Linked DNA regions of Mus musculus: region 1 is linked to region 2. Evidence: chromatin loops called from intact Hi-C (ENCODE). Cell type or tissue: heart. All regions are shown on one strand. Each heading gives the region's core, and the rest is flanking DNA. Links, peaks and the distances in the headings are about the cores only. Region 1 has its middle 42 kb from the start of Tmem270. Region 2 overlaps Gm30003 (a long non-coding RNA gene).

Region 1 (15,769 bases), core at 4,279-12,278, 76 kb before region 2:
TCGTGTGTCCCCTCACTGGGAGCTGCCCTGGCTGGCGCCGAGCACCAGTTCTAAAATTAATATGAGGGAATTTAGGGAATTTGAGAATGAGTTCCCAGACAGCCATGGCTGCCCCAGGGACAAGGGTCCCTGCTTTCTCTCATCTTCTCCCAATCTCATTCCTCCCATTTCCCAAATTACCTCAGTCCTCACTGGGCAAACGCTATATGCAGTAGGGTCTCTCTCCTCCATCCTACTACCATTTCCAAGTCTCTCTCTCTCTCTTTCTCTTTCTCTCTCTCTCTCTCTCTCTCTCTCTCTCATCTTTTATTTTATATGCATGAATGTGTGTGCACATATACATACACACGTGAGTAGATGAGAAGGCAGGCAGGGGTGTCAGATCATCCGGAGCTAGAATTACAAGTGTTGGTGAGGGTCATCTGGTGCTGATGTTGGGAGCCAAACTCGGGTCATGTGCAAAAGCAGCAAGTGCTCTTAACCACTGAGCCCTCTCCAACCATCATCCCTTAAGTCTCTCATATGCAGCATCTCTTAGGTCACTTCAAATACGATTTGTAGGGCTGAGGAGATGGCTCAGTCAGTAAAGTACTTGCTATACAAGCAGGAGAAGCTGAATTTGGATTCTCAGCATCCACTTACACACACGCACATGCACGCATGCACACACACATTGGATGTGTAATCCCTAAAGCTCGCTGGTCAGCCAGACTTGCTAGTCTGTGAGCCCCAAGTTCAGTGAAAGACCTGGTCTCAAAAAAAAAAAAAGGTGGAAAGTGATTGAAGGATATACCCAACACCAACTCTTGGCATCCACACATGTGCGTGCATGTATGCACTTGCACATGCTAACACATACCTGCACAGACACAAACACACACACAAGTAAAAAGATAAATACACAATAACATACAATTTGCATATAATTGGGTTCATCAAGCACTTTACTGACTGAGCTGTATTGGGCTTCATGCAAATTAAAAACTTTAAAGGACTCGATCTAGAAACAAAAAGACAAAGGCTGGAGAGATTGCTCAGTGGTTAGAGCACGTGCTGCAGTTTGCTGTTTGTCTGGTAGTACCCACATAGAGCGGTTCACTACCACCTGTAACTCCAGCTCTGGGGGATGTTTGGATCTGTTTGAACCTCTGCAAGCACCCAAACTCACATGCACATACATACATACATACATATATACAGACAGACAGACAGATGTATACATAGAGACAGACACACACAGCATAAATAAAAATAAAACAAATCAAAAGACAGACTGTAGGACAAAAGAAATATCTGCAACCCCCCACCCCCCCCCATGACCAGGTCTTGCCAGGTAGCCTGTGCTGGCTTGCAACTCATTGCATTACAGCAGGCTTAACCTTGAACTTGTGGCAATGTGCCTTTGCATCTTGCATCCTCTTATTGCAAGTGTGCGCTACCAAGCCTGGTTTCTGCGATGCTGGGAAGGAGCTCGGGGCCTCATGCCTGCTAGGTGAGGACTCTACCTCAAGCATTCAACCAACTGAGCCCCTGGGTCCTACGTTCCTTCTTCATATGTGAAAATCCAACTGTCCCAGCCTATCTGTTTAAAACACAAAACAAAACCATCCTTTCTCCCCCTGAGTAGCTTGGGCACTCTTGTGCAAACTCTATCGGCTGGAATAGCAGTAATTGCGTGCTGATTTTATTCCATTGGCTCTGTCTGTTCTTACACCTGCTAACAGGCTGTCTTGATTAACATAGTTTTGTCACATACATGAACACACACATGTGCATATGAGAAAAACAAAACCAATCTTTAAGAAATACTTTTTAGGGTTAGTTCCCCTCTCCCCTTCTTCTTCTTCTTCTTCTTCTTCTTCTTCTTCTTCTTCTTCTTCTTCTTCTTCTTCTTCTTCTTCTTCTTCTTCTTCTTCTTCTTCTTCTTCTTCTTCTTCTTCCATCTCTAAAGACAACACGCTTGGATTTGCTGGAGTTGCATGTTAAGTTATTTTCATCAGCACGGCTACTGGCTTTGGACACAGTTGCCATCATGATGGTATGCAATCTCCTCCACAACCATGGGGTACCTTCCCATGTATTTAGACACTATATTTCTTCAGTGATATTTCATTTTTGGTATACAAGTTCATTTCTCCTAGGTATTTTTTTCATGCTAATACAAATAAAAGCTCTCAGTTATTTCCCATCCCCCCCCTTCTTCTTCTCCTTCTGATCTGAGTAATTTAAAACAGGATTTGATGTTTGACATCTTCAGCCACCAAAGAAATGTAAATCGAAACCTCTATGATGCTAGATGTGGTGGCAAGAGGCTGTGGTCTCAGTGCCTGGGAGGTGGAGGCAGGAGGATTGCGAAATTCAAGATCATTCTTAGCAGATAATGAACCTGGGCAGTGTGAGATCTTGTCTCAAAAGTAAGGCACGAAAGCAGAGGAGAGACTGTTTGGGAAGAGGAAGTGGGAGTCTGACAGGAGTATGATTTTTTTATCATATCTATGATATAAATTTGATCAGGCATACAACATATGCAAGTTTGAACGTGTCACAATAAAATCCTTTTTGTAAAATTAATACATATTAATATTTTTGACATTAGGGATTCATGTAGCTCAGGTTGTCTCATCTCATCTATGAGAAAACTGACAGACCTCTTGGCCTTTTGTACACGTGTGTTGTGTGTATGCGTGTAGGGTGGCTGCACTCACTTGCACATACATGTGTGATGGCTATAGGTTGACAGAGGGTGTATACCTTTATCAAATGCCATCTTTCTCTTCTTTTTCTTGTGTCTGTGTGTCTGCAGACAGACAGACAGACAGGGACAAATACACAGACACATAGAGACAGAAAGGGAGACAAACAGACAGACACACACACACACACACACACACACACACACACACACACACAGAGTTGGAGAGTGAGTGTGTCCATGCACACACACAGTGTCCAGAGGAGGCTGTCCAGTGTCCTCCTCTATCTCTCTCCTCCTCATTCCTTATGAGAGGTCTCACTGAACTTGGCACTGGCTGGGCCACTAGGAAGCCTCAGAAATCTTCCTGTCTTTTCTGTGACCACCACTGGAGCTACAAAGTGTGCGTGCTTCCCTGGCTTCTCACACGGGAGTTGAGGACCCAAGAACAGGTCCTTGTTTGTCTTCACAGTGAGCACTCCTACACGATTGAACCATCTTCCCATCCCCTATGTCTTTGAGACAGTGTCTCACAGAGCCTGGGGCTTGCCCATTTGGTTGGACTGGTTGCCCAGAGAACACCTAGGATCAGCCTGACTCTGTCTCCCAGCCCTGTTGATTCAGAGGCACCCACCACTGTGCCCTGTGCTAGGGATCAGAACTCGGGTTCTTATACTTGCACCACGGCAAGCAAGTGACCAACTGGGCTACTTCCCCAGCCCTGCGAGTTCTGTTTGTACCTCATTCTTTTTCTTTTTTCTTAAAACAGGATTTTGCTAGAGCTGTCCTGGAACTTGCTCTGTAGAACAGGCTGGCCTCACACTCAAGGGGTCCGCCTGCTGCTGCCTCCTGAGTGTTGGGATTAAAGGCAACCCCCACCCCACTCCCTCCCCCCCGCCCCCCCCCCCCGGGAAAACTTCCATTCTTATTAAAGACTTCAGCGGTCAGCGCCACACCAAGAAGCTTTTTACACCAACATGTTCCAAACCTACTGTAGAGTCAAGTGCAAAGGAGATGATTAGCCAGATCTGGTCCAGCCCAGCCTCTACTGTCTCCACCCCCTTCCATAGCACCTCCATCCTCTCCCCACAAGATCCCAGCTGCCTCCTTCCCATTGCTTACCCACCTCTTCCTCGTTGTCCAATCTCACACAAGCTACCGCCCTCTGGACCTATACCAGCCCCTTGCTTGAGCAATCACAGGCTGACAAAGTGATTCACGTCCTCTCTGCTGCCCGGGGATGTAGATAGCTTGCCAAGCATGCACAAGGCCAACAGTTCGAATCCCAGCCCATGCATAAACCAGTAACACATTACTGCATGCTTGCAATCCCAGTACTGGAGAAGTAGAGACAGGAGGGTCAGAAGGTCACATTTATCCACTGTTAGTTCAAGACCAGGAGACCCTGTATCAAAACATGTGAATAGGTCTGGGGAGACAGCTTAGTTGGTAAACTGAGGACTGAGACTTGGATTCCCAAAACCCCACATAAAAAGAAACTGGGTGTGGTGGCATGTGCCAACAATCCAGGTGCTGCAGACTGGGGGGAAAGGGGTGGGGGCCTGGACGGGGGTGGGGGTGGGGGAAACAACAGGAGGATTGAACAGGACAAAGTGTTGAAGTTCCAGGCCAATGAAAGAACCCATCTCAAATGTGAGGTGGAAGGATCCTGAGGACAGGTTGTCCTCTGACCGTCACCCCCACTGCAAACTAAAGGAAATCAAACCCAAACCGGAGATTTGCGGAAGGACTGAGTGGAGCTGATGGGGGAGAAACTGGGGGATCTGTAGAGCCTCGAGAGGCGTCGGGAAGCACAGATTATTTAGTGCAGTGTTGATCTGAACTGTAGAGACCCGTGACCAGTAGCACTCTGAGCAGGGTCTGCAGATGTCCTTTGTCACCTTAGCTTCTACAACAACTCTGCGACTCTCGAGACAGGCATGTCCCCGTGCCGCAAGTCCAAGCATTTCCCAAGCATTTCAGGGTCTGAGCGTGGATCCTGGAGCTCTGAGCTGCAGCAACCATCCTTTCTCCACCCCCACCCCCGACCCGTGTCTCCTGCCAGTGCTTAATCACTTCCATCTGGGGCTGTCAAGGCTCTAAAAATTTCCAAGCTCCTCCCCACCCTGCCCCTCCCGGCTGCCTCCTTAGCTTTGCCCCACCGTACCCCTGATGGCATCCTGTAGGACACCCCAGCTTCTCTTTTACATGTGGATTGCACAGAGGGGCTTCTCTGAGGGGCCACGCAGGAAGGACCCCAAAACCCCTCACCCTTATCCCAAGGGAGGGCTTCTCTGTGCTGGAGAACGGGAAAGCTGAAAGCCTTCTGTCAAATAAGTTGTTGAGAAAATGGATCTGGGCTGACAAGAGACCTCAGTAGGTTAAGGCAGTTTCAGCCAAGCCTGGAGACACGAGTCCAATCACTGGACCTACACAATGGAAATGGGAACCAGGGGACAGTCTGCAAGTTGTCTCCTGACCTCCACATATGCACTGTGGCGCTCTCTCTGTCTCTGTCTCTCTGTCTGTCTGTTTCTGTCTCTGTCTCTCTCTTTCCATGTGTGTGCGTGTGTGTGTGCCTCTCTGTGTCTCTTTCTCTTTCTTACACACAAATAAAGTATAATAAAATTTAAATAATCTTAAAAATAGAGATGATGGGTCTGTCTTACAGATGGGGAAGTTGAGACTAGAGTCGGACAGGTTGGATCCAGATTGCAGGGCTCAAACCTAACATGTTGATGGTCATCCCTCCTTTCTTTTCCCCAGTGACAAGACATACTTAGGAGCCGAGAAGTGGGGTCTTCCCACGCCCCTGGAATCCCCGGAAGGTGGTCTACTTTGTAGGGAAGTTTTTGTACCTAACCAGTGTTCCCAGGGACACTGCGTTCCTCAGGGTGAGGGGTGGGGTTGAGGGGACGGGAAGGGACTCATCCCTCTAGGAACCTCCCGGGAGACCTGCAGTGCCCCAGTTTATGGGATTTGAAGTCTGTAAGCCGCCTTGACCCTTGTGGTTGGACTTGGGTGGAGCTCGAGGAGGGCTGCAGGAACCCACTGGCCCTTCTACATGGATGGAGTATGTATGTGTTTGGGTGTGGTGGGTGGAGCAGAGTCTAGTCTAGAAGTTTCCATAGCTTGAAAGACAGAGCAATTCCCAAGGGCCCCTCATTCTTATTAATGTTGGGATCCTGTTCCTGACAGTCCCTCACCCACCTGCAAGCCTCTGTCTACACCCTTCCTCTGTCAGCAGGACTGACTCCCTAGGTCATGGCATTCCCACCCAGAGGTGTGCCTCACCCTGACCCTGCCGTAGCTCCCACTTGGAATCCAGGCACCTCCATGTACCCACTGCTACACTCCTTCTGGTCTCTTTGTTCAAATCCAGTGAGAGGGCCATGCTTCCTCCTGCAGGAAGCCTTCTTGGGGGTGACAGACAGATAGACAGACAGACAATCATTCTAAAAGGAGATCTCACACCAATGTTGACCACTGCCTCATGGGTCCAGTTCACATCAGGGCTCTCTATGGATCCAGTTTATACCGGGAGTGACCACTGTCTCAGGGGCAGGTCAGCTCACACCCAGGACTGACCCCTGCTCCATGCATGGTACCAGTTCACACCCAGAGCCGACCACTGCCCCACAAGGTCAGCTCATCCATGGGTTGATCACTGTCCATAGGGTCGACTTATATTCCAACTGACCACTGTCTTAAAGGGTCAAATCACACCAGGGTTGACTACTGTCCCATGGAGCAGCTCACGAAGGCATATAATAACCACTGTACCACTGGGCCATGTCACATGAGGATTGACCACCCACTGCTGACTGCCATCCCAAGGGAGATAGCTCACACCATTCTTGCTTCCCCACATGGCCAGTTCGTACTCATTGCACTCACAAGCCTACTGCTACTCTGAACGTACCTTTCAGAGGAGACCCCCACGGCCCTGCCTCATGGCCCGAGAGCCCGAACAGAGCCTAGGGTTCACACCTACCTGGCTTGACAGTCCAGAAGTGTTTGAGATGCCCTCAGTGGGGCCCAGCCTTGGATTATGATGCCCAGGAGTTCACTGAGGCCTGAGAAAAGAAAGACAAGGTAGAATGGCTGAGCCCTGCCTGGGTGGGAGGCTAAGAGGGTAGAGTTTGGTGCATGTGACAGGGCCTGTGAGCAAGGACATGAGATTAGGAAGGGGAGCGAGGAAGGGCCTGAGTCCCCCATTGCCAAGGTCAATGTCGGGCTCTTCCTATGCCCCTTCTCTTTGTCTCCCTGCTTCCGAGTCCCCCCGTTCCTGTGAAGCCCCTTCTCCTTCATGAATCCCACATAGCAGAACGCTGAGTATTGGGTGGCCAGCTGTCACCCTGCTCCAGGTCTTGGTGCGGTGGCCTTTTCCCAGGGAATGTTCCAGAGCCAGGCAATTTTTTTTTCCCGGGGAGCCTTCTAGCCAGATCCCCCCTCCCGTGGCATGCTGGGAATGCAGTCCCGTGCACGCAAGCCCTTGTGCTTGCCCGGTGGACTTTTAAGGAGCGAACAGGGAGAGAGCTGAGTCCCTGGGCTCTGGTCTGGCCTGACTGTCATCAGGATCTGGCCCAGGCCTGGCAAGGACTTGGCTGGGCGCCCCCTATGGGGACAGGTCTCAGAGCTCCCAGCAGGACAGAGTCTGGGCAGGAAGTATGCTAGCTCAATTTGGGCTTTGTTCCTGTTCCCTCACTAGCTAAAGTGTGCTTCAGGTTCAGCACCCCAGCTTTTCCATGGTAGGGGCACCAGGGCAGGAACTCGGGGTCCCTAGGCACTTCTCAGAGTGGCCTGAAGCTTGTGAACATAAACGTGCCCTGGTTTCATTGCCAGCGGCGCTTTTCAGCCTTAGCCTAAGCTGCTCCCCAACTCTCCCCAGATTTGACAGTCTTTCCCATTTCATGATTAGAAATTAAACCTTGGAGGGATTAAATACCGGGCCCAATGCCTTGGGAGGAGGAAAGATGGGATTTTAAGACCAGCCTCTTCCTGGGTGTGGTAGTATGCACCTTTTCAGAGACCTCTGGAGACTGAAGCAGTAGGATTGCCTCAAGTTAAAAGCCAGCCTGAGATATATAATGAAACTTTGTTCCTGGCTCTAAACAAGGTTATCCCTTGCCAAGCTCAATGGTATAGGAATATTACTCCAGCTACTTAAGGGGCTAAGGGCAGGAAGACTGCAAGTTTAAGGCTAGCCTGGACAACTTAGTGGTACACTGTCTCAAGGTAAAAAGTGAAAAGAGAGCTAGGTGTGTGGCTCAGTGGGAGAGCCCCTGCCTAGAATCCCCCAGGGAGGGGCTGGGGGTGTGGCTTAATAATAGATCACTTGTGCACCATTTGCAAAGTCCTGGTTTAATCCCCAGCACTACAAGCTACACAAATCTGTCCTTCTATGTCTCAGTCTCAAAGCACAAAGCACAAGGCAGAGGTAGCTCATGCTAGCCTTCAACTCGGTGTTCTCCTGCCTCAGCTTCCCGAATCCTGAGACAACAAGAATGTACCTTCTCACCGAGCAAACAAGGGACTCGTCTTAAACAAACAAACAAACAAACATGATTTTACTTCTTAAAAGGCTGATTTGCATTACGTTATGCAGGTGTCTATGTCTCTGTGAGTAATCATATATGTATGCAAGTACTCAAGGAGGCCAGGGCTGTTGGGTCTCTGGAGCTAGAGTTACAGGCCACGGTGAATGACCTGCTGTGAGTGCTGGGAACTGAACCCGGGTCCTCTGCTGGATCAGCAGTTGCATTTACCATTGAGTCACCCCTCCATCTCTCTGTCTCTGTCTTTCTGTCTCTGTGTGTGTGTGTATGTGTATATGAGTGTGTATGTGTGTATGTGTGAGTGTTTGTGTGTGAGTATGTGTATGTGTGTGAGTGTGTGTTATTGTGAATGTGTGTGAGTCTGTTCGTGTGTATGTGTATGTTTATGTGTGAATGTGTGTGTGTGTGCTGTGTGAGTGTGTGTGTGTTTGTGTAGGATGGTATGTGAGTATGTGTCTGTGTGAGTGTGTATGTATGTGTGTGTTTGTGTATGAATGTGTGTGTTTGTGTAGGATGGTATGTGAGTATGTGTCTGTGTGAGTGTGTATGTATGTGTGTGTTTGTGTTTATGTGTGTGTATGAGTGTGTGTGTGAGTGTGTGTTTGTGTATGAGTGTGTGTATGTATGTGCAATATTGATGGAGTTAAGAAGAGGCTTTCGGACCCCTGCGCTTGAGTGATTATAAATGGTTATAAGTCATCTGACATGGGTACTAGAAACTCAACTTGAGTCCTCTGGAAGAGCAACAAGCACTCCTAACCATGAATCTGTCTTTCCACCCACAAACAGGGACCTCCTAACATCTGCTCTTGGCCCAGTAAAGTTCTCTGGGGACTTTGTGAGCACAAAGTGGGTGGGGACCCATCTCCTTTTTCTCTCTCCATTGTTCATCTGCCCACTCCTCTGTCCCATTTCTCTCTCTCTCTCTCTCTCTCTCTCTCTCTCTCTCTCTCTCTCTCTCTCACACACACACATACACACACACACACACACACAGAGGGGGGGGGACACTTGCTTTGAAGATTATGGTGTAAGTGGGAGGCACAGGTCTGGCTTGAGACGACAGGGCTGGGAAACATAGCCACAGTGTGTGGTGGACTCGGCATACATTAGGGTGCATTGGTATTGTGCACAGCTGTAGCTTGTAATTTGTAATGTTTTCATTTTTTGAGAAGGGCTTATATAGCCCTATATAGCAGAGGCTGACCATGAATTTCTGATCTTCCTGCCTCCACTTCCCAAGTGTGTGGGATTACAGTAGTGTGCCACCATGCCTGGTTTACACAGTGCTGGGGAAAGAACTGAGGAACCAAGGGCTTAGTGATGCCAGGCAAGCAGTTTACCAACTGAGTCCCATCCCAAGCTCATGATTTGGCTTTTGTTTTGTTATTTTGTTTTCAAGACAGGCTCTTACCCTGCAGCCAGGCTGGCCTAATTCATGCTAATTCTCCTGTCTCAGCCTTGGAGTTCTCAGCTAAAGGGCTAGGCTGGTCTCAAACTCACAGAGATCTGGTCTGCTCTTTCTCCCCAAGTGCTGGAATTAAAGGTATGCACTATCATGGTATGCATGGGACACATGAATTCAAAGGAGATATGGTTTACTCTGAAATGATGGTCTGACACTAGGGTTGGCTCAGGTCTCTATGCCAGCTGATGAATTAGAAACGAAGAGTCTCAGCCACTTTCAGTCCCAGGTCTCCACATCACCACTTGGGACTATGTCTTTCCATCCACTGGGGGAGTCTAGGTTCCTGCTCAAAATGGAGATTCCAGGAAGAGGCTGGTGTCAGGGCATGGCAGTATAAAAGGGGGCTCACGGAAGACAAATAGCTGGTGTGGGGGTGGGGTGTCGGTACTATTTGTCTCAGTGTCCTGGCTCCCTTTCCATCCCTGGACATGGAGTAGGTAGTTAGCTTCTCTCCCTCACATCCACGCCCCAGCCTATGCTGTCTGGTTCCCAGACGTGGCCTCAGTTTATGGGGCCATGTTCCCTCCCCGGCCAACTTGGCGGCCACTTCAGACACTGCTCTCGTGCCTGACCACCCCCTGCCTTGAAGAGAGCTGAACACAGTCTGCAGTCTCCCACCCAGCCGCCCCCACCCTGCTAATCCTGGGCGCACCGAGAGGCCAAGAATGTCTCTCGCATACTCTGGCCGGCTGGGCTGGCCATAAAAAAAGGGGCATGAATCATGGGGGTCCCTGCCTGCCAAATGTTCACTTGGGATATGTTCGAGGCTGGCTGTGCCCAGAGTGCATGGGGTGGAGTGGGGTGGGGAGGGGAGGGGGAAAAGGGAGGGAGGAGTTGAGCTGGCAGCTGGGATGGATGCAGAACAGTTCGGAGAGGGTGAGACTGTCTGCGGCACCCATGCCTGGCGGGAACACGGAGATCATGTTATAGAGCCCTAGGGTTCTGGAATGACCCTCTGTTGGCTCTCCTGAGTCCCATGAGAGTGAAATGCAAGATACTTGGAATGCTACATGCACAGCCACCTATATAACTTATGAAGGCCAAGCATCTGGCTTTACAGGTGGGGAAGTAGAGGCTCCAAGAGGGTAGAGGGTCCAGCCTGGGCTCACACATCCTCTACAGCTACTCCATAACTGTGACATGCACTTGCAGGTGACCTCCACTGTCTCTCTACTTTGCTCCAAGCACTTAAGTAGCCCACAAATAGTGTTGATCTGAGTTCATTCCCTAGCTATAAAACCTATATCTGCCTATCTTTCTTCTTCCTTGTAACCTTGATCTTGGAGGGAATCCAGGGATGCCTGGTCTTATCTGTACGCCCCACCCCCAGTCACTTGTTCAGAAAATATATACCCACATCTGGACATCCACAGGAAGTGGTAGCCACACTGGGCAGTTGTGCCCTCACTCTCTCAAGACTGCCAGTGTTCTCTGGCCCTCCCCAAAGCACTACCTGTATATTCTTGTCCTAACAGTAACATTTCAAACAGTCCCTTGTAGGGCCAGGTGTTGCTACAGCTGCCTCCCACTGCCCTGTAACAGTCAAATTTCTTCAAAGCTGTGTTCACACCCCTAACTTCCTCACCACAGATCCTTTCAGAACTCTGGGGTTCTGTTCTCCTTTTTTCATGTGTAGATGGATAAATGGAGCTGGGGCTACCTGCGTTGGCCACCATTCCTCTTCTCCCTGCCCCCTTCCGAGCCACCATTTATTGCTGACATTCCTCCCATCAGGCCTCAGCCTGCCTTCTGACTCTCTTCTCAGCCCCTCATATGAGTAGCCTTGGGTCACGTCCTCTTCTCTTGTGGTCCTTGTATTTGGACAGGTTTCTTCTCCTTCTGGACTTGGTACCAAACACACTAGGCTGGAATCACCAGCCAGGTCCTTACCAGGGCTCCAGATTGGTGTGCCTGGAAGCAGGCTTGATGTACTTGACAGAGAAGCCACAGGATCTCACACTTGAGACCTGGGCTCAGCCCCTTGCTGTCCTAGCCCTGCTTTTCTCTAGGGTCAGGTTCCAAGTGAGGGGTTCCAAGCAGAGAGCCCACTTGTCCTCTCTCATCCCCAGTTTTGGTCTTACTGGTCAACCTTAGTCAATTGGTTCTACCTAGTGAGTCTATTCTTCTGCATTCTTAGTGCTGGAGAGGGACTCCAAGGTCTCCAGCACACTGCAAATGAGCTACACATCCAGACCCTAACTAGAAGATTCTAGGATGGTATTCTGTCACTGAGCCATGCCCCCAGCTCCTCCCTGGGGGATTCTAGTCAGGTGCTCTACCACTGAGCCACGCCCCCAGCTCTTCACTGGGGGATTCTAGGCAGGGGCTCTACCACTGAGCCACATCCCCAACCCCTCCCTGGGAATTCTAGGCAGAGGCTCTACCACTAAGCCACGCCCCCAGCTCGACACTGAGGGATTCTATAGGCAGGTGCTACTGAGATCTGCTTCCAGACCATCTTGAGCCCATTTCATTTGCCATTGCGGTGTCTACCTCCTTGCCTCTGGGCTCTGCCCTTTTCTAGTCTGATCCTCCACAGGGAACCAGAAGGGGTTCCCTCAAGTATAAATGTGACTTCTCTTTCTCCTCTGCTCAGCATCCTGTACTGGATCTTCAGTGCCTGTCATTTCTGGTTCTAACACTCTCCCCTTTCCCCTCCCCGACGACATCTCATCCCCTGCTCCTCCTTCCACCTCCATCCCCCACGTTCCACCCAAGTGCTCTCTTTCCTTGTTCCCCCATACAGATTACTGACTGTCTCCTGCCTTTTACCTGCTGCTCCCTTCCGTTCCCCCGACACAGTCTGCCTGAGTCAAGTGTCTTCTCTTGGTTGGTGCTGGGAGATGGCTCATCGGGTTAGAGCACTCTACACAAGAGTTAGGACCTGACAGAAACCCCAGCATCCATGAAAGGCCTTAGCTGTGACTATAGGCATCTGCAGCCCTAGAGATGTCAGACAGCAGAGGCAGGAGGAGTTCTGAGGTTTGCTGACTACCAGTCTAGCTCCAGGTTCAATGAGAGAGCCCATCTGAAGGCACTAAGGTGAAGAGTGATAGCTCAGGATGCCCCTACCCTCCTCGTGCACAAAGGTGCATACGCCACACATACTCTCTCATACATACACACCTCCTCCTCCAAATTGTTTTTAAACTCTTTTTTCTGATGGTGGCAATACAGAAGTACAGTCTCAACATGGTGGTTGTGATTCCAAAGCCCAGCGGGCCTATATAAGACTGTTTCAAAACAAGCCACCTCCTTGGTTAAGCCTTCCGGTATTTCTCCTTTGTCCCTGTGACACCCAGTACTAAGACTGATCTCTCATATTGAGACCCTGCTAAACTAAGGCCTCTGAGAGCCCGCATGAGTCTATCTATCCTTCAGATCCTTCCACAGACCCTGGAATGGAGCAAGTGTTGAACAAAGTCTACTAGGCGATGACAAGATGAGATGACTCACTCAGTTGGTAAAGTATTTGCTTTGCAAGCACAAGGGTCAGAGTTCAATTCCCCAAAGCCATGTCACACGCTTATAACCCCAGTGTTGGGGACACAGAAGCAGATAGATTGTTGGTCTCACTGGCCGGCTAGCCTAGTCTAGCTTACTTAGCGAGATTCAGACTGGTGAGAGACCCTCTCCCAAAATAAAACAACAACCAAACCTAGCTCCCTGGAGGCAGAGGCAGGTGGACCGCTATGAGTTCAAGGTCAGCCTGGTCTATAAAATGAACTCCAGGTCATTCAGGGCTACATAGAGAGACCTTGTCATAAACACATCAGAACAGAACAGAACAAAAAGCAGGCTGAATGGGGACTGAGGGAGAGCAGCTGAGCTAGGGTCTCCCCCAACCCCCAGGTGTCTTGCTCCTCTCTGGAGACCCCTCTGTTCTGAGGCCAAGTGCCTAGGCTGTATCTCAAAGCCCCAGCAGGTCTGAATCTAGAGTGTGTTTACCACTCTCTTGGCATTTTGTTTTATTTCGAGGCAGGCTGGCTTGTCTCAAACTCACAGAGGTCCACCTGCCTCTGCCACCCGAGGGCCATGTGTGTGCCACCACCCAAGCCTGAGAGCCAGGGATGGAAAGAGTCATGTAGCTGACCAGTCACTCAGTACCTATGAGTGGTACTTGGCTTCACTCTAGAGGCACGAGGGGCTTTGAGGCCCCAGGAAGGGGATACAAGATCCATTTCCCCATTCTTTGCCAGGCCCATCCTGGAAACCCAAGCTGAGAAACAAGGCGGATGGAAGCCATGAGGGAGACAGATTTTTGTGCAGCGCCCTTCAATCTGTTTGCAATAAAGGGGAAATGGAAAAAATGTTAATTTAATTTGGACGGGGCCCTGGGGAGGACGCTCATGCTATGGACTCTCTGCTTGCAGACTCCAGTCGGGGAGGGCGTGCAGGGCCAAGGGTGAGATGCCAGAATGTTCCCCCACCCCCCATCTGGGTCCGGATTCTCCCTCCACCAAGAAGCCTGCTCACTGCTTCTCGAATCTCGTACCTTCTAGTCATGCATGAGAACCTCATTTGGGAGGTGGGAGGTCCAAGTGGCTTCGTTGAGTTCACCTCCCTGAGGACAGCCGGTACTCTGGAGGGGAACCTGAGCTGTGGAGATAGCACAGTCATCAAAACACTTGCCTTGTAAACATGAGGCTATCAGTTGGAGCCTCAGGACTCAGGTGAAGCAATGCTGGTCCTGATAGGTAATCTATCTGCTTGGCATCCCAGCTCCGAGGAGGCAGAAGGCAGCTCCTGAGGCTTCCTGGCCAGCCTGCCTAGCCTAACCATCATGCTCTGGGCCAGTTGAGAGAGCCTGTGCCACAAACAGAGGTTTGGAGTGTGGATGGAGGAGCAGTGAATGGCTCAGTGGTTAAAGGTGCCTACCACCAAGCCTGGACAACCCGAGTTTGGTCCCTAGGACCCACATGGTGTTAGGAGAGAACCGACTCCCACCGTCCTCTGACTTCCATAGGCACCCCACACAGTCAACAAGTGTAAGGAAGGCGCCGAGGACCAACACCTGAGGCTGGCCTCTGACATCGATACATATGCACATATATGTACCTGCCATCAATGCATAAATCCACACATGACTTCCCTAAGCTAGGACATTCTAGTCCCTTCTTGTCTAAGAAACCATTTGGCACCTCTTCTAAACTTCTATAATCCTTACGTTAACACTAGAGCCCATTAGTTGGTGAGCCACATTGATGGGAATACCAGCAGCTTCTCAGTATCGCCTGCCCCTCCCTGACCCTGGGTATCATGGCTTGGATGTGAAGGGTCCCCTTGGAGGCTTGTTTATTGAAGGCTTCATTCCCAGCTGCTGCTGCTAGGAGCAAGGTACTGGACCGTGAAGGAGTTAGCTCTTCTCATGCAGCCATCCACCAGTGAGTTCATGCTGAATGAGCTTGCTTGGATGAAACAGTCCTGGGAGGTAGGACTTTGAAGGCAGATCTTTCCCCTTCTTCTTTCCCCTTATTCCCCTCTCTACTTCCTGGCTGCTATGAAGTGAGAAGTCTAATTCATCATGCCTACCCACCACAATGTCCAGAGTAAACAAGATGTCCTAGTTAGGTTTACTCTTGCTGCGATGAAACACCACGACCAAAGCAACTTAGGGAGGAAAGGGTTTATTCAGCTTACACTTCCCACATCATAGTCCATCACTGAAGAATGGTCAGGACAGGAACTCAAACAAGGCAGGAGGAACCTGGAGCCAGGAGCTGATGCAGAGGCCATGGAAGAGTGCTGCGTGCATCTCCTGGCTTGCTCCTCATGGCTTGCTTAGCCTGCTCTCTTATAGAATTCAGGACAACTTGACTGGGGATGACCCCACCCACAGTAGGCCAGCCCCTCCCCATCAATCACTAATGCCTCTTATGGAGGCATTTTTTGTAATTGCCTTTTTGCTCTTCTCCAGTGACTCTGCTTGTGTCCAGTTGACACACAACAGGCCAACACATGAGTGCTGAACCCTCTGAAATCTCAAGCCAAATCACTGTCCCCCTCTCATTTAAGTCATTTCTGTCAGGTGTCATAGTGATGATAACCTAA
Region 2 (15,769 bases), core at 4,093-12,092:
TCAGTGGTAGAGCCCCTGCCTAGAATCCCCCAGTGAAGGGCTGGGGGCGTGGCTCAGTGGTAGAGCCCCTGCCTAGAATCCCCCAGTGAAGGGCTGCGGGCGTGGCTCAGTGGTAGAGCCCCTGCCTAGAATCCCCCAGTGAAGGGCTGGGGGCGTGGCTCAGTGGTAGAGCCCCTGCCTAGAATCCCCCAGGGAGGGGCTGGGGGCGTGGCTCAGTGGTAGAGCTCCTGCCTAGAATCCCCTAGGGAGGGGTGGGGGGGGCTTGCTTAAGGCCCTTTTAGGGTGCTTGTGCTCCAGGCTGATCTGTTCCCTGGGAGAGGAAGAGAGAGAGAGAGAGAGAGAGAGAGAGAGAGAGAGAGAGAGAGAGAGAGAGAGAGAGAGATCTTGCCAGTCAGAAGAGATGGCAGTCCCTGAGCCAGGAAGAGGGAGCATGGCTGTCAGAACAGAAGGACCTCTGCCCTCCAGGCAAGGGCTGGGGTGTGCAGGACAGTGGCCCACAGAAAGTTCGTCTTTATGGTGTGTTGACAGTCTGACAAAGCACAGGACACTTCCTAAGCACATTACTGTCCCTGAAGACAAGAGTTCGGGAGGCTGACTATAGTAGCCAGATGACCACCTACTGGGATAATCTTAAGGCAGGCTGCAAACTCCTCAGGATTTGAACCACGAAAACTCGGGCACCCAGAAAGGACTGAATCCCCAGAAGAGCCCTCCAAAAAGCTGCCGACACTGCGGTGCTGCCTGGATGCCCCAGGAATCCCTGCTTGTACTGTGTCTAGAATGCTGGGAACTGAGGGCCAATCTGGGGCCTTCTAGAATTGCCTGAGCAACTAAAAGAAGGCAGACAGCTGATGCTGAGAAGAATCACCACTAAGAACTGTGAGTCCCCAAGGGGACAACCATTGTCCAGGTCTCTAGATGGTCCCTAACCCATTTTCATCAGCCTCAGTGTTGATGGTGCAGATATATACAAACAGCACCTGTCTGGATGAGGAGATGGCATCATGGGTAAGAGCTCTGTTTCACAAGCCTGAAGACCCGAGTTCAAATCCCAGGCATGGCTATGAACGCTGCTCGGAACCCCAGCATGGGAGGGCAAACACAGACAGAGCCTGAGAGCTCACTGGCCAGCCATCCTAGCTGAACTAGTGAACTTCTAGTTTTAGTAAATGACTGTCTCACACCAATAAGGCAAAGAGAGGTAGAGGAAGACACCCTACATCCTGCTCTGGTTTCTGCAACCCACATGCATGGGCGTGTGTACACACAAACACACCTGTCCACACACGTGTAACATTCATTCCCCGAAGGCCCTACAAACAGTCCCCTTTGTAGACTGGCTTTTCAGTTCCCTGGTGGGATGCTTTTCTTCTTTGGTTTCTTCGATGTGCGGAAGCATGTTTGTGCACATACCTGCTAATGTGTGTGTACGTGTCTGTGCATGTACCTGTTCACTCGTGCAGGCAGAGGCCAGATGTCAACAGCAAATGTCTTCCTCAGTCATGCTTCACCATGTTTGCTTTTGGAAATTGTGTTTTCAATTGTGTTTGTGCGCGTATGTGTGTCTCTACAAGCACACACAGGTAAGTGCAGGTGCCCATGGGGACCTGAAGGTGGCATTGGATCCCCTAGCGCTGGACAAGTGGTTATGAGCCATGCCATGCAGGTGCTGAGAACTAAACCCAGGTCCTTTGCAAGAGGAGGATGCCGTCCCCTCTAGCCTCTCCACCTTCCATTTAGAGGCGGGTTGTCTCATGGAGTCTGAAGCTCACTGATTGGATTATACTGTCTGGCCTGCAAGCTCCCAAGATCCACGTGTCTCCAGCCTCCCAGCTCTGGGGTTCCAGCACATGCCGCCATAAACAGCTTTCTATATGACCTCTGGAGACTGAACTCAGGTCTTAACCCTTGTGTATCAAGTACTCTACTAAGCTGGTGGTTCTCAACCTGTGGGTTGTGACGGCTCTGGAATTGAATGACACTTTCACAAGGGTCACCTATCCTGCACATCAGATATTTACGTTACGATTTGAACCAGTAGCAAAATTACAGTTATAAAGTAGAAATGAAATAATTGTATGGTTGTGGGTCACCACAACACAAGGAGCTGTATTAAAGGGTTGCAACATTAGGGCGCTTGAGAACCACTAGACTAAGCCTCCCCCCTCAACCCCTCTTCCTTTGTTTCTATAATTTTGTATCAAGATACAATACGCCTACAATAGAATTCACCAATCTAAGATCTGAGTAAAGGGTTTAATCACATCTCTCTTTTTTAATGTTTATAAAGCCAGGTGGTTTCACACACTTGCAATCCCAACATTCAGGAGGTTGAGGTGAAGGACTGGAAGTTCCAGGCCAGCCTGGGTTACATAGCAAGACCCTACAAAAGAGGAAACCAACAAGAATACATACATTGCCTGTGTTAGTGTTTATTGCCTTCTTAACATGATTTAGAATCACGAGAAAAGAGGGTGTTCCAGCTGAGGAGTCACCTCCATAGGAGTGGCACACTGCTGTGCTTGTGAGGCACCACCTTGATTTGTGAGTGACATGGGAGGCCCAGCCCGCTGTGGGCTGCAGCACTCCAATGGCAAGAGGTCCTGGGCTATATAGGACAGCTAGCTGAGCAAGCCAGAAAGCAAGCTAGCTAGCAGCCTCCTGAGTGGCTTCTGCACCAAGATCCTGCCTAGGTGGCTTCCCTCAGGGCTGGACTGTTGTCAGGCAGAATAAGGCAAAATAAATCCTTTCCTCCCTAAGTTGCTTTCAGCCACGGTGTTTACCACAGCGACAGAAAGGAAACTAGAACGTGTGTTAATGTAACTCGTTCTCCTATGGAGACATATTTTCTTGGTTCTAGAACATTCCCCGCTGTCTCTCCTCAGTCCATCAGTGACTTCCAATGAGACGAGTCGCCATGGATCAGATTTGCAGCTCACAGTGTCTTCTGATGAACAGATGTTTCTCAAGTCTAATTTGCCTTGTTAGCTTAATTACTTGGTGCTCTTTTACATTCATTCATTCATTCATTCATTCATCCATGTGTGTATGTACACGTGCCTGTGCACATCACAGTGCATGTGTGGAGGTCAGAAGTTCTAGGGATGTAGAACTCAGGTCACCACGCTTGGCAGCAAGTACCTTTCCCTGCTGAATTATCCATGCCTCTGGCCCTAAATGTGACTTGAGAGAGAGAGAAAAAGAGAGAGAGCCAAACTATCCCAAAGATGTTATGCTAGTTTTCATACATACTCAACATGAATGAGAACTTAAAACTTTTTCCTCTTTTCCTCATTTTTTTTTCAGTCAAGCTCTTTGCCCTCTTCCCATTAAACTGTAAATGCTTGTTCTATATTCTAGATACAACTCCTTGGTTGAGTATGTATTTTCCAAGGATTCCAGTCTTTGTCTTGCCATTGCCTAAGAGTATCTTAGAAGAATGAAAATTTTTGTATTGGGACGGTATCCAATTTATTGATACCTTACATTTTATATATTCGTGCTTTTAGATTAATAACCATGCTGTTGCTCTGGTTTTTAAGATCAAGTTAGGTTTTTGTTATGTGTCCACATGCATGCCTATGTGAATTTGTGTATTCCAGGTGTATGTCGTGTGGGGATTCTCAACCTGTGGGTCGCAACCCCCTTTGGGGCTACCTGAAGTTCATAACAGTAGCAAGATTGCAGCTATGAATAAGAAATGGAATAGAGTTATGGTTGGGGGTCACCAAAAGGGCTAAGAACTGTGTTAAAGGGCCGGGACATTAGGAAGGTTGAGAAAACTGATGTGATACCTTAAGACATCAGAAGACCTTGCTGGATCTCCTGGCACTGGTGTCGTGGATGGCTGTGAGGCACCACATGGGTGCTGGGAATGGAAGCTAGGTTCTTTGCAAGAGTGGTGGGCTCTCCTGGCCTCTGGCCACCTCTCCAGCCCCATTTGCATTTTCTTTTCGTACTGTATCAGCATAGCAGTGATGCTTCAAGGCCACAAGTTCCTCAGTGCTCCCTTCTAGAAACTTCATGCTACGCAGCTTTGCCAGTAGGTCTGTGATCTGCTTCCAGCTACTTAGAAGTAAGCTTTGAGGTGCAGTGACTTCCTCTGGCTCATCTCCACTACCACCACCACCAGCAAAGATCAATTTTGCTAAAATTCCAATTTTAAGTGGCATAGCTAGGCTTGCTCTGCCACCTGTGAGGGAAGACTTAACCTGCTCCAACTGCACACACAACTCTAATCTTGTCACTCACTTACAGCACATGGCTCCCTGTCCACAGACATCACCCCCTCCTCAGAATGTAAATCATCTCTCCATAGCTTTAAGGGCTCATTTTCAATGATCCTCTTGCCTGGAAACCCCAAGACTTGGTGCCGGATGGTTTTGCTTGTCATTTTGACATGACCCAGGTCACCTGGAAGAGAGCCTTAATGAGGAATTATCTAGATCAAGTTGGCCGGTGGATGATTGATGATCAGTGAATCCCATGTCACTATTCTCCAAGCACTGGGGGTGGGGGGAGGGTAGGAGCAGTTCCTAGACAGCATGGAAGTCAGCAAATTCAACCAAGAAAGGAGCAAGCAAATAAGCAAGCATACACTCATTTCCCCCCACTCTTGACTCTGACTGTGGTGGGACTAGTTTGACTGCCTTGACTTCTCTGTTCTGAAGGGACTGCGAGTCCGAACTGTGAGCTAAAACAAACCCATCCTTCCTAAACTTTTGGTCAGAGCATTTTATCACAGCAATAGAATCAAAACTGGAGCATTCCTCATCCCCTCTTGTGTGCTGTGAGTTACTTTTTCCATCACTGTAACCAGATACCTGAGAAGCAGCAGCTTAGGGGATAGAGACACATCGTAGTTTGGAGAGTACTTACCCAGCACGCGCAGAGACCTGACTTCCATCCCCAACTCACCCCCCCCACACACACACACACATGCATACAGTGTGGTCCACCTGTAATCCTAGCCCTCAGGAGGCAGGAGGATCAGAAGATCAAGGCCATCCTTGGCTACACAGCAAGTTTTAGGCTATCCTGGCTATGTAAAGGGACCTTACCTCAAACAAAAGCAACAACAAGCTAAGCCAAGGTAGCAATTTAGGGAAAAGAAGAAGGATTTATTTTAACTCCAAGTTTCATGGTGGTGGGTCTCTCTGAGGTAACAGCAAGGGAGTGGGGCTCTTTGATCATATCTCAGGATTCCAGGAAGCAGGGCCAGAATATAGTAAGTTTTAAATCATGCTCTCCTGGCAGCCCACTTTCTCCAGCTAGGCTTCGGCTCTTAAAGAATCCACAGCCTCTGGCACAGCGCCATCTGCTGGGGAGCAAGTGTTCAAACACACAAGCCTGTGAGGAGCATTTTATATTCAAGGACTAAGTTAGAAATGCCCCCCACCACCTCCGGGTAAAGTTGCCTAGGATCAGCTGAGTGCTTGGACTCTGAAGTCCAAACACTGATGGATGTTATTGTTGTTCTGAGTCAGGGTCTCAAGTAGTCCACGCTGACCTCCAACTTACTAGCTGAGGAGAATCTTGAACTACTAGCTGATCCTCCTGTCTCTACCTCTCAAATCCCGAGATTAAAAGATTGAGCTGCCACACCCACTCTAGGTAGTGCTGTGTGTGTGCCAAGCAAGCACCTTACCAACTGAGCTACGTCCTCAGCTCTCGGCCATGTCTTTATCTGTGTCCTGGTGGTTTTAGCTCAGAGGACAACCAGGACCATCTGTGACATAAATAAGACCATGAGCATTGCACCTTATTTCTGTTCCCCCTTGTGAGTCTCTCATGGAAAGAAGAATCAGGGGAGGGGCAGGGAGGATATAAAATGTGAGATTTTGTTAATGCCAGATCCTGGATGTTGAAGGTAGATCAATTAGAAGCTCAGTGTACAGAGACAACCTGGACCAAGATCCATGCCCTTGAAGGCCCCCTGTAAGTGGCCACTAGGGCCCCCTCTGGCAGCTGCAGGGATCTTGCTTGCAAGATCCTCTAGCTCAGGCCAGGCGAGGAGTGAGGCTGAGGTCACCCAAAACCTCTAGCCCTCTCTGAAACAGCCGCCTACCGCGGGGGAACCCAGGAGGCCAAGTCAACAAAGCCGAAATCATAAAATCTTGAAGGCGTTGAGAGTTTGGACGGAAGAGCAGACACAGAGAGTGGGGCCTTTCCCAGGAAGATTTTGTGGAACAAGAAGAGATTTATGGGTGTCTGGGTAAAGCAGGGCTGTAGGGCAGGGTGGGGCCAGGGTCTGGTGGAGACACGGATATTGCTCGTGCACAGGAAAGATGATAGGTGCAAAGTTATTGCCTGACCCTGCAGGACTGATTTAGGATGTGTGAAATACTGTTTCTTTACTTCAGAGTTCTTCCTAACAATGTTATTTTGAGAAACATGAATGGTTATTGGTGCTTTTATAGATTTTCCCCTAGACTTTGAACACCCAGTTCTCTTTCCTAGGAAAAGATCAGCAGTCAGGGATGCCTGACTCTGCGTGTGCATTGCGTTGCGCCCACCCTCAGCCCTGACCTTGGACTTCCTATAACAGGGTCTGCCCAGACCTCTATCGACTCTTAAGCACGTGTCTCCAATTAGGTTCACCAGGGTGGTAGGCACACATCTAATGATTGCCAGATACACATCATTCAAAATGAAAACACACCTGGCATGCACATGCACACACAAATACACAAATGTGCACACATGCACAGGTAAACTTTTCCCAGTTGCCAACGTTTTACATGAAGAGGAATGAGGAGCTTGGTTTTCTAGAACCTTCCATCTCTTCAAGTACACGTACATGGACACAGTCGTCAAGATCAGAGGTCAACCTCTGCTCTCATTTCTTAAGTGCCTGTCCATCTCGGGTTTTGTTGTTGTTGTTGTGTGTGTGTGTGTTTTGCTTTATGAGACAAGGGCCTCACTATCTAGCCTTTCTGGCCTAGAACTCACTATGTAGACCAAGCTGGCCTCAAACTCACAGAGATCTGTCACAGCTGGGCATGGTAGTACCATTTGTAATCCCAGCTCTCTGGAGGTGAAGGCAGGAGGGTCAGAAGATCAAGAGATCCTCAGTTATATACTGTGTTGAAGGCAAGCACTGTTTACCTGAGACCTGTCTAAAAACAAGAAAGGGCAGGGATGAGGGCATTAGGGGTGCAGCTCAGTTGGTAAAGTACCTGCCCTGAGACTATGAGTTTGATGCCCAGAGCCCACATTAAAACAAAACAAAACAAAACAAAACAAAACAACTAAGCAAGATGGCACACACTTTAATCCCAGTGTTGGGGACGTAGGAGGCAGGCAGATCCCTGGGGCTCTGGGCCTAGCTAGCAGAGAGACTAATTGGCAATTTCCAGACCTGAGAGAGACTTTCTCCAAATCAAGGTGAAGGCAAATGCCAATAATTCCAACTCTCAGGAGGCTAAGGCAGGAAGTTTGCTGTGAGTTCAAAGCCAGCTTGATCCAAATATGAAGACGGGAAAGGGGAGATAGCTCACTTGATAAAGCATTTGGTCCTAAACAGGAGGACCTGGGTGTCACTTGGCATCTAAAGCCAACGTAAAATGCAAAGCTGGAGGGTGGGCTGCTGGGATGGCTCAGAGGACAGAGGTGCCCGCCGCTCAACCAGCTTTACCCAAGTTTGATCTCTAAAAACCCACAGTGGGAGGATAGAGAACTGACTCCCCCAAATTATTCTTCCACTTCCATATGTTCACAGTGGTACACCCATGTCTACACACACATACACACAACTAAATAAATACAAAATAATTTAAATTAAATTAGAAAATTCTAAAAGTCAGAGCACATGCTTATGATCCCAGCTCTGGGGAGGCAGAGACAGGGCGATGCCCTCCACGGGGTGAGGGGTGGGGGGGGGCAGGGGACTGGCTGGCCAGTCTAGCTGAATTGATGAGCCCTAAACCAATGAGAAATGCTGTCTCAAAAACCAGAACTCTTTGGGAAGCAGTTGAGGGAGATTCGGCATCCACCTCAAGTCTCTGCACCATGTGCATACATGAACATGCATAGCTGTATGTACCTGCACATACACAAACACATATGCACACAAAACCAACTCTGAAATGAAAGCCTTACCAAGTGCTAAGGCTCAGAACAAGAAGTCTGGAGACTCGCACAGGTCTGAAGACAGAGGATAGGATTTAGAAACGGGGACTCAGGACATAGAAGGGCCCTACACGTGTGTCTCATGATAAACATGAGTGGTTGAGACTTTGTGGTCTACATACCCCAACCTAAGCCCTCTCTGACCAGGAAGCCATCTGTCCCAAAGGAGGCTGTGGTTCCTATAGCTAGTTCCCCCAAAGACCACTAGACAGGGTCGACAATAAACAGAGCCTCATGCAACCGGCAGACGTGGGAGGAGCCCCCCGAAACAGGCCAGAGCTATTTGGATCAGAGCTGCCGATGAGGTGACCCTTGACTCCCTGCCAGAAAGCCACTTAGCAGCAGCCGCTGGCGCACCGGAGACATCCAATCTGTCAGCACGGGCCGCGTGAGGGCCAGCATCCAGTCCACGGCTCAGAGTCAGCCCAGACAGGCTTAAGACCCTGGCTCATGTGCAGAGTAGACTGAGGTCACCATCCTGAGAGAGCAACCCTCACATAATGCTGAACTTGGGGTCCTCCAGGCTGGCTCTCACCCGCATCCACCTGCCATCGCTGTGTGGGGCAGGCAGGGACAGAAAAGGGCCTCTGGGCATGACATTCACCCCCTCCGATCTCTCTGCTTTATTTTCCTGATGTTTCTTAGATATTGGTTTTTTTTTTCTTTTTCCTTTATCATATACGTGCAGGTACCTTGTGGAGGTCAGTGGACAACCATGAGTGCCACCCACCCCCCCCTTTTTTTTTTTTGACAGGGTCTCTCATTGGCTTAGAGCTAGGTTTCTGGCCAGCAAATTTCAAAAATCCTTCAGTTTTCACCACTCAGAAGCAGGGGTTCCCAGCACCTGCCACCACAACCAGGCATCTGGGGCCAGGGAGGGGAGGGGCCAGCAGAGGAAGGATGATTGACAGGTCTCTGGGTGTGAGAGGGAGCACAGGTTTCCTGGGGTATGGCAAAAGTGCACTATCTGAGCCCCACCATAGCAGCACGGGGAAGAGAGAGACAGTCCCATCTGAACTGCTTAGAGCCTGGAGGTGCCTAAGGGCTGTTCCTGAGGACAGCAGAGGCCTGTGAAGCTAAGCAGACACCGTGGGGTGCCCACCCTCCAAACCATGTATGTTCCAGGCTCCCAATGATGGCTCGGGGTGACGTCCCAAGAAAACGTGAAGCCATTCAGCTCTGTGGCAGGGAGGGCACAGACTTTATGTGGTTTTGGAAATCCTGGCACACTCAAAGCAGGAAACCAACCCCACGCTTTGGACACACTCGCTCTTTGTCTGGGTCTCAGCAGGGGAAGGTACCAGGTTCGAATCCAGCTTGGTCACCGTCCAGGCTAGGTCAATGGTGCCAGCCTTCCACCCAACCTTGGAGAGCCATTCCCTTCCCCAGTTCCGGAATGGTGATGAGATAAATTAGGGTCAGGCTGGTTTATGACACGCCAATGCCTTCAGGGGCTGGCTCTGGTGTGAGGTGAGAAACCCTTGGGAATAAACAGCTTTCCCCACAAAGGAAAGGAGTCTGGGAGGCATGGGGTGGGTGGGCCATGCAGGCCCAACTGGAGGACACTATGCCCTCTCTGGGCAGCTACAGGCTCAGAATTTCCCCAGAAGAGCAGGACGTACCCATCGGATCTCCTAATTTATTCCAAGTAACCCTGATGTAGGACATAGATCTGGTGAAGTGAGGACAGAGAGGAGGTCTGGGTATAGAACGAACACAAAACCTCTGAGACTGGAGAGTAGCTTGGGTGGTCCGGTGCTTACTATGCAGACTTGAGGACCTGAGTTCAAATCCCAAACACTCAAATAAAAGCCCAAGGACAGAGCTAGGGAGATGCCTTAGGGAATAAAGGTGTTTGCTGCCAAATGTAACTATGTGAGTTCCATTCCTGGGACCCACTGCGGAGAAGAAGAGACCTGCTCCCGTGTGTTCTTCTCTGACCTCCACGTGTATACCATGACATAGGTACACACCTACACCTACACATGTACACACAGTATACACACACACACATGCACACATGCACACACAGGTGCACACGCACACACCAACATAAAGAAGCCGGGCAGTGCTGGCACTGCACACCTTTGATCCAAGCACTTGGGAGACAGAGACAGAAGGATCTGTGAGTTCCAGGCCAGCCTGGCCTACAGAGCAAGTACCAGGACAGCCAGACCTACACGGAAAAACCACCCTGTCTCAAAAAAAAAAAAAAAAAAAGGAAAGAAATGTAAAAGCTGCTTATCTTCTCCGGGATTTGCTGGGCACAAGCCTAACCAATCAGTGAGTTCCAGGCTCAGTGAAGAGACCCTACCCTAAAAAATTACAGTGGCGATCATATTTGACATCAATCTCTGACCTCCCTGTAAGTACATATGCACACACACACACACACACACACACATGCACGCACGCACGCGCGCGCGCGCGCGCGCGCGCGCAAACTTGAACACACACAGACAAAACAAAAGGAGACTTGAAGGGCATTTGCATCCGAAGCCTGGGGATCAGGCCGGGCTTGGCTGGATTAAGCTAGCTCCCTTGGTGCCTGGCACAGGCTGAGGCTGGGGAAAGGCCTGTCCTTTTCCAAGGCCTCCTGGTGGAGCAGGGCAGGGAGGGCTCAGGCTCGGGGGGCCGGGCGCGGTCACTCATATCTTCTCCCTTACTTCATCCTCTCCGCTCCCACTTAATGCCTCTTTTATCACACTGGGAATGGAGCCCCTGTGGAAGTCGGGGCCAAGGGAAACTCCATAGCCTGGAGCCCCAGCCTCACCCATCCTCCCCCCTTTACCTGGGTCCCTAGGCTAATACCCTAAGCCTGGGGACGGTCATCAGTGAGCCAGCCAGGGAGAAGCTGGCTGAAGAACCCATGTAGGTCACAAGCCAGGCCTGGACTGGACCCTGCCTCTCCCACACTGTGTTCTGTGCCAGGAAATAAAAGTCTTTCTTTTGTTTCTTGTCTGGGAGTTGAAGCATTGCGGGGCTCAATTGGTGGAATGCTCTCTTGACATCCGGGAAGCCTTAAGTTTGGTCCCCAACACCACATAAACTTGGTATGAGGCCTCATGCCTGTGATCCTGGCACTGTGAAGGTGAAGGCAGGAAGATCAGGGGTTCAAGGTCATCCTGTGATACATAGTAAATTCGATGCCAGTCTCGACTACATGAAACCCTGCTTCAAAAAAAATATTTTTTAATACTTGAATTGCTGTTCCAAATGAACTAGAGAATGGGTTTTGTTGTGTTTGTTTGTTTGTTTTTGGTGTGTGTGCGCGCGCGCGCGCGTATGTGTCATTGTGCTCTGCCACTGTAGTCATTGTTCCCTTGCTGACTCCTGTAATCCCCATTCGTACTGAATTCTAAAAGCCACCCTGAATTGTCATGATCCTGTGTCTCAAGAGGGGCAGAGCAGTGACCGTCCCGGACAGCTGTCATCTTACATCTTAGACTTCCAGAGTAAGGGGTAAAGGCTGTCCATGTCCCCAGACAAGGACGAAATGGAGCCCAAGCTGGATGGAGAGTCCCTGAGCCAGGTCAGAGATGGCATCCTGGAAAGTGAGGGCGGGAAGTATGAACACAGAAACCATGGAAGCGCTGGGAAAAGAGGCTGGACCATGGCTGCGCTGTTAAAGTGCTTACTCAAAAAAAAGTGTGAGGAACTGAGCTCAGATCCTTAGCACCCACCTTAAAAGCCAGGGTGCCAGCATGCTCCAGGAACCCCAGCACAGGGGGTGCCAACACACTCCTGGGACCCCAGCACAGGGCGATGGCGACAGACACACCCTCTGGAGCTTCTCGGCTGTCCAGCCCAGCCGAAAGAGACCCTGCCCCCAAACTAAGGTAGAGAGAAATTGAGGAAGACACCTGATGTCAGCCTCTGACCTCCACATACACACATACATAGTGTACATGCATGCATACACACATACACACCACATACATATATATAGATGTACCATAGACATACCACACATACACACACCATACACACACACCATACACACACACACCACACACACACACACTACGCATACACACATACACCATGCACCCCACACACACACATACCATGCACCACACGTATCACATACATACACACCATACACACATCACACTCATATACACACACCACACTCATGTACATACCACACACACATGCACACACACACACATCTTCTCAAAGAGAATAAGCCCTGCTCATTCAGAAGGATGAGGCAGGAGGATCCTTAGTTTGAGACCAGCTTGTACTATATTGTAAGACCCTGTCTAAAAAAAAAAAAAAAAAAAAAAAAACTTGACCAGAAGAAACAGAATCAGAAGCAAGCAAATGAGTGAACGAGAGAGAAGCTAGATAACACAAAAAATAAAAGCAAAAACCCATTCCTCAATGACACAGGCCAGACTTCTGCCTGGCCCAGTGACTAGGGAGCTCCTGAGAGTAACAGAGAAATTGATGGGCCCTGAAGCAAGTTTAATAAACCCTAATCCCTCGCTATAAAACACTGCTATGGGCGCAGGAACACCACGGCTCTAGGTTGGTGGATTTTTACAGTGTTGGGGGTTGGGGGTGGGGGAGGAGTCTTTTTGTGGTAATGGAGATAGAATCCAGGGCCTGCTTTTCACATGATACACAAGTTTTACACCAACAGTGTCACTAACAAGAAGGGATAGGGGCACTCAGTCACCCCATGTGAATGCCACTGGGATTTGTTGTAGGCAAGGCTTGTCTTATATGCTGACTAGGCAGAACAATGGTATGACATGGAAAGGGGCTGGTGAGGGTGTGGCTCAGTGGTAGAGCACCTGCCTGGAATCCCCCAGGGAGGGGCTGGGGGCGTGGCTCAGTGTTAGAGCCCCTGCCTAGAATCCCCCAGGGAGGGGCTGGGGGCGTGGCTGAGTGGTAGAGCCCCTGCCTAGAATCCCCCAGGGAGGGGCTTGGGGCGTGGCTCAGTGGTAGAGCAACTGCCTGGAATCCCCAGTGAGGGGCTGGGGGCGTGGCTCAGTGGTAGAGCACCCTGCCTAGCATGCACAAAGCCCTGAGTTATACCCCACCTCCAAATACAAGTAAAAACAGCGCAAGAAGACGTTGGGAGCCTTCTACTCAGAGTACACACTCTGCTATGGTGGGCTGGGTGAGCTCAAGCAGTACTAAATAACAGGGACAACTCCTGCACTGTGTATGAACTGCTCTGCTGGGAGGTCTCTGCAGACCTTATACCAATGAATGCTCCCTGACCCTTAGGAGGGAACGTGGATACCATTCCATCTCACCTAAGCAGAGCCCTTCCTTCATGCACACAGCTTTCAACTACTGGATAGACAGAAGAGATGGAATTTGAGCTGAAATCTGATGCCAGTCAGTTGGGGTGGTACACACTTATCATCCGAGACCTTGGGGAGTTGAGCTAGAAGACTAGGAGATCAGGGTCAGCCAAGGCTACACGGTGAGGTCCTGTTTTAAGTGGGGAGAAAGCAGGGAGAGGGTTTATGTAGCTCTCTTAGTAGGATGCTTATCCAGGCTGCACACAGCTCTGGGGTCTTGCTCAGCATGGCCCGAAGTGTTGTACAGGCCTGTAATCCCAAAACTTGCTTAAGAGGTAGTCAAGGCAAGAGGATCAGAGATTTAGAGCTACCACCGGCTACACAGGGAGTCTGAGGCTGGCCTGGGCTAGAGACCTTGTCTCAATTCACAAAACAAGGTCCGAGGAGATGGTGTAGTTGGCACAGGCCCTCCTATACAAGCATGGAGAGCTGTGTTTGGGTCTCTGACACATGCAAAAGCCAGGCCTGATGCACATGTGTTAAAGCTAGCACTGGGTGGTTGGGGCAAAAACAGAAACAGACGGATCTCCAGGGAGCTGTGGGCTCAGTGTGAGACTGTCTCAAAGGATAGCATGAGCAGATACTGGAACCCATGGAAGATACCCAAGGCCAACTTTCGGCATCCGTGTGGACACACATGTATACACACACCTTCATGAACACATGGACACATTTGAGAGAGGAGGAGAGAGACTTGTGCTGAGGGACCTGTGGGCATAGGATGAGATACAAAGGCAAACCTGAGAGCTAGGCTGAATTCTCGACAGACACCCAGACCTCCAGCTGAGCCCCAAGAACAAGGCCATCGTCCTTCGTTTTGTTACGAACAAAAGATGGGACATTTCAATTGTCGACATTGGCATTTGGGAAGGCTCTGGACCAGTGTCTCCAGGTGATAATAGACTCTACTCAGGAAGCAGGAGATGGCTCAGGGATGAAGGCACCTGCTGCCAAGCCAGAATGGCTCTGCACGACCCACATGGTTGGAACCAGCTCCTGCAAGTTTACACACACACACACACACACACACACACACACACACACACACACACTTAAAAGGTAATTAAAAACTAAACATAATATAATATAATCAAGTAATTGCAGGGCTTAGAAGCTCCTCGAGGGGCCCTGCCTAGGCAGGTGTGGACCAGCCGGGCTCTGTCAATCACTGACCAGGCGGGACACATTATAACTTGAAGTTAACTCGTCCAACAGGAGTGTTCATTTCCTCCGTAGCCTGTTCCTTTCTGCATCTTCCCCATCTCAGGAAATAGCACCATCACCTGCCCAGTGTTTGGGGCCAGAAAATTAGGAGGCAGCTTTGGAGTCTCCTGTCCCTCGCCACCCACGTCCCAGCCTCTGCCAAGACCTGTCAATTCTGCCTCCAAAGGAAACGCCAAACCGATCCTCTCCTGTCCAGCTGCCATCCCTGTGTCCAGGCCACTGCCCACTCTCCCCAAGAACAGGTCACAGTGCCTTCCCTGTATCCCTGCCTCCCCTCTGTGGGACAAGAGGCACACACTAATTAGGCCACTCAATGGGGTGTAGTGAGACTCCCCTGAAATCTTAGCACTGGTGAGTTGAAAGTCAGCCTGGGCTACATCTTGAGCTCCCATCTCAAACAATAATAAATGTTGAGGGCAAGCGAGACGGCTCGATGGGTCAAGGCCATGGCTGCCAAACCTGGGCCCATTCCCGGGACCCACATGATAGAAAATGGGAGTGGATGTCTGAAAGTTGTTCACTGTCATCTACATGAATGCCATGATGCATAAACATAAATAGATGTAAAATAAATAAACAAATAAATTAGGGGTTGGGACAGGAGCATTCTTGGGATTCATTGGTCATTCTGTCTAGGCAAACTGGTAAATTTCTGGTCCCAGTGAGGGACTCTGTCTCAAAAAACAAGGTGGGCATCTCCCAGGTTGTTCTCTGGACTTCACATGTGCCCACAACCATGCATGTGCAAACACACATACACACACACACACTCACATGCATGTGCACACATACACACCATCAAACATGCAAAAAACACACACACCAGTAAACAAATGCATGTGCACACACACCAGCAAACATGTGACACACACACACTCTTAAAATTTAAATTAGGGAAAGGAAAGATGCCTCAAAGATTAAGAATATGTACTGCTCTTGCAGAGGACCTATTTCATTCCTAGCACCCACCTTGGAAAGTTCACCTGTAATTCTAGCTTCCAGGGATCTGATGCCCTCTTCTGGCCTGCTTGTGCATCTGCAGTCATGTGCACAGATATACATACACATGTAATTTTTTTAAATTGTTGGGCATG

What was found. Hi-C counts contacts between places; a loop is a spot of excess contacts. Peaks named below come from ENCODE experiments on the same cell type or tissue, not always from the same donor. Only the 100,000 strongest peaks of a DNase experiment are listed, where the experiment ranks them.
Region 1: it touches region 2 in a loop (2.0-fold over the local background); 4 of 42 quality-filtered maps call a loop at or near these places.

What each region holds. Positions count from the first base shown.
Region 1 is chr5:134,856,819-134,872,587 of GRCm38, reverse strand. No RefSeq gene overlaps it. Among named protein-coding and RNA genes, the nearest start is that of Tmem270, 42 kb to the left of the region's middle. In heart, for the core only: a CTCF peak has its summit at 7,310; a DNase peak (open chromatin) is centred at 7,237; H3K4me3 peaks cover 348 bases; H3K27ac peaks cover 1,430 bases.
Region 2 is chr5:134,781,091-134,796,859 of GRCm38, reverse strand. All of the region lies in intron 2 of Gm30003 (a long non-coding RNA gene), which reads right to left. Among named protein-coding and RNA genes, the nearest start is that of Eln, 42 kb to the right of the region's middle. In heart, for the core only: a CTCF peak has its summit at 5,329 (motif pointing left); DNase peaks (open chromatin) are centred at 8,479 and 10,909; H3K27ac peaks cover 3,163 bases.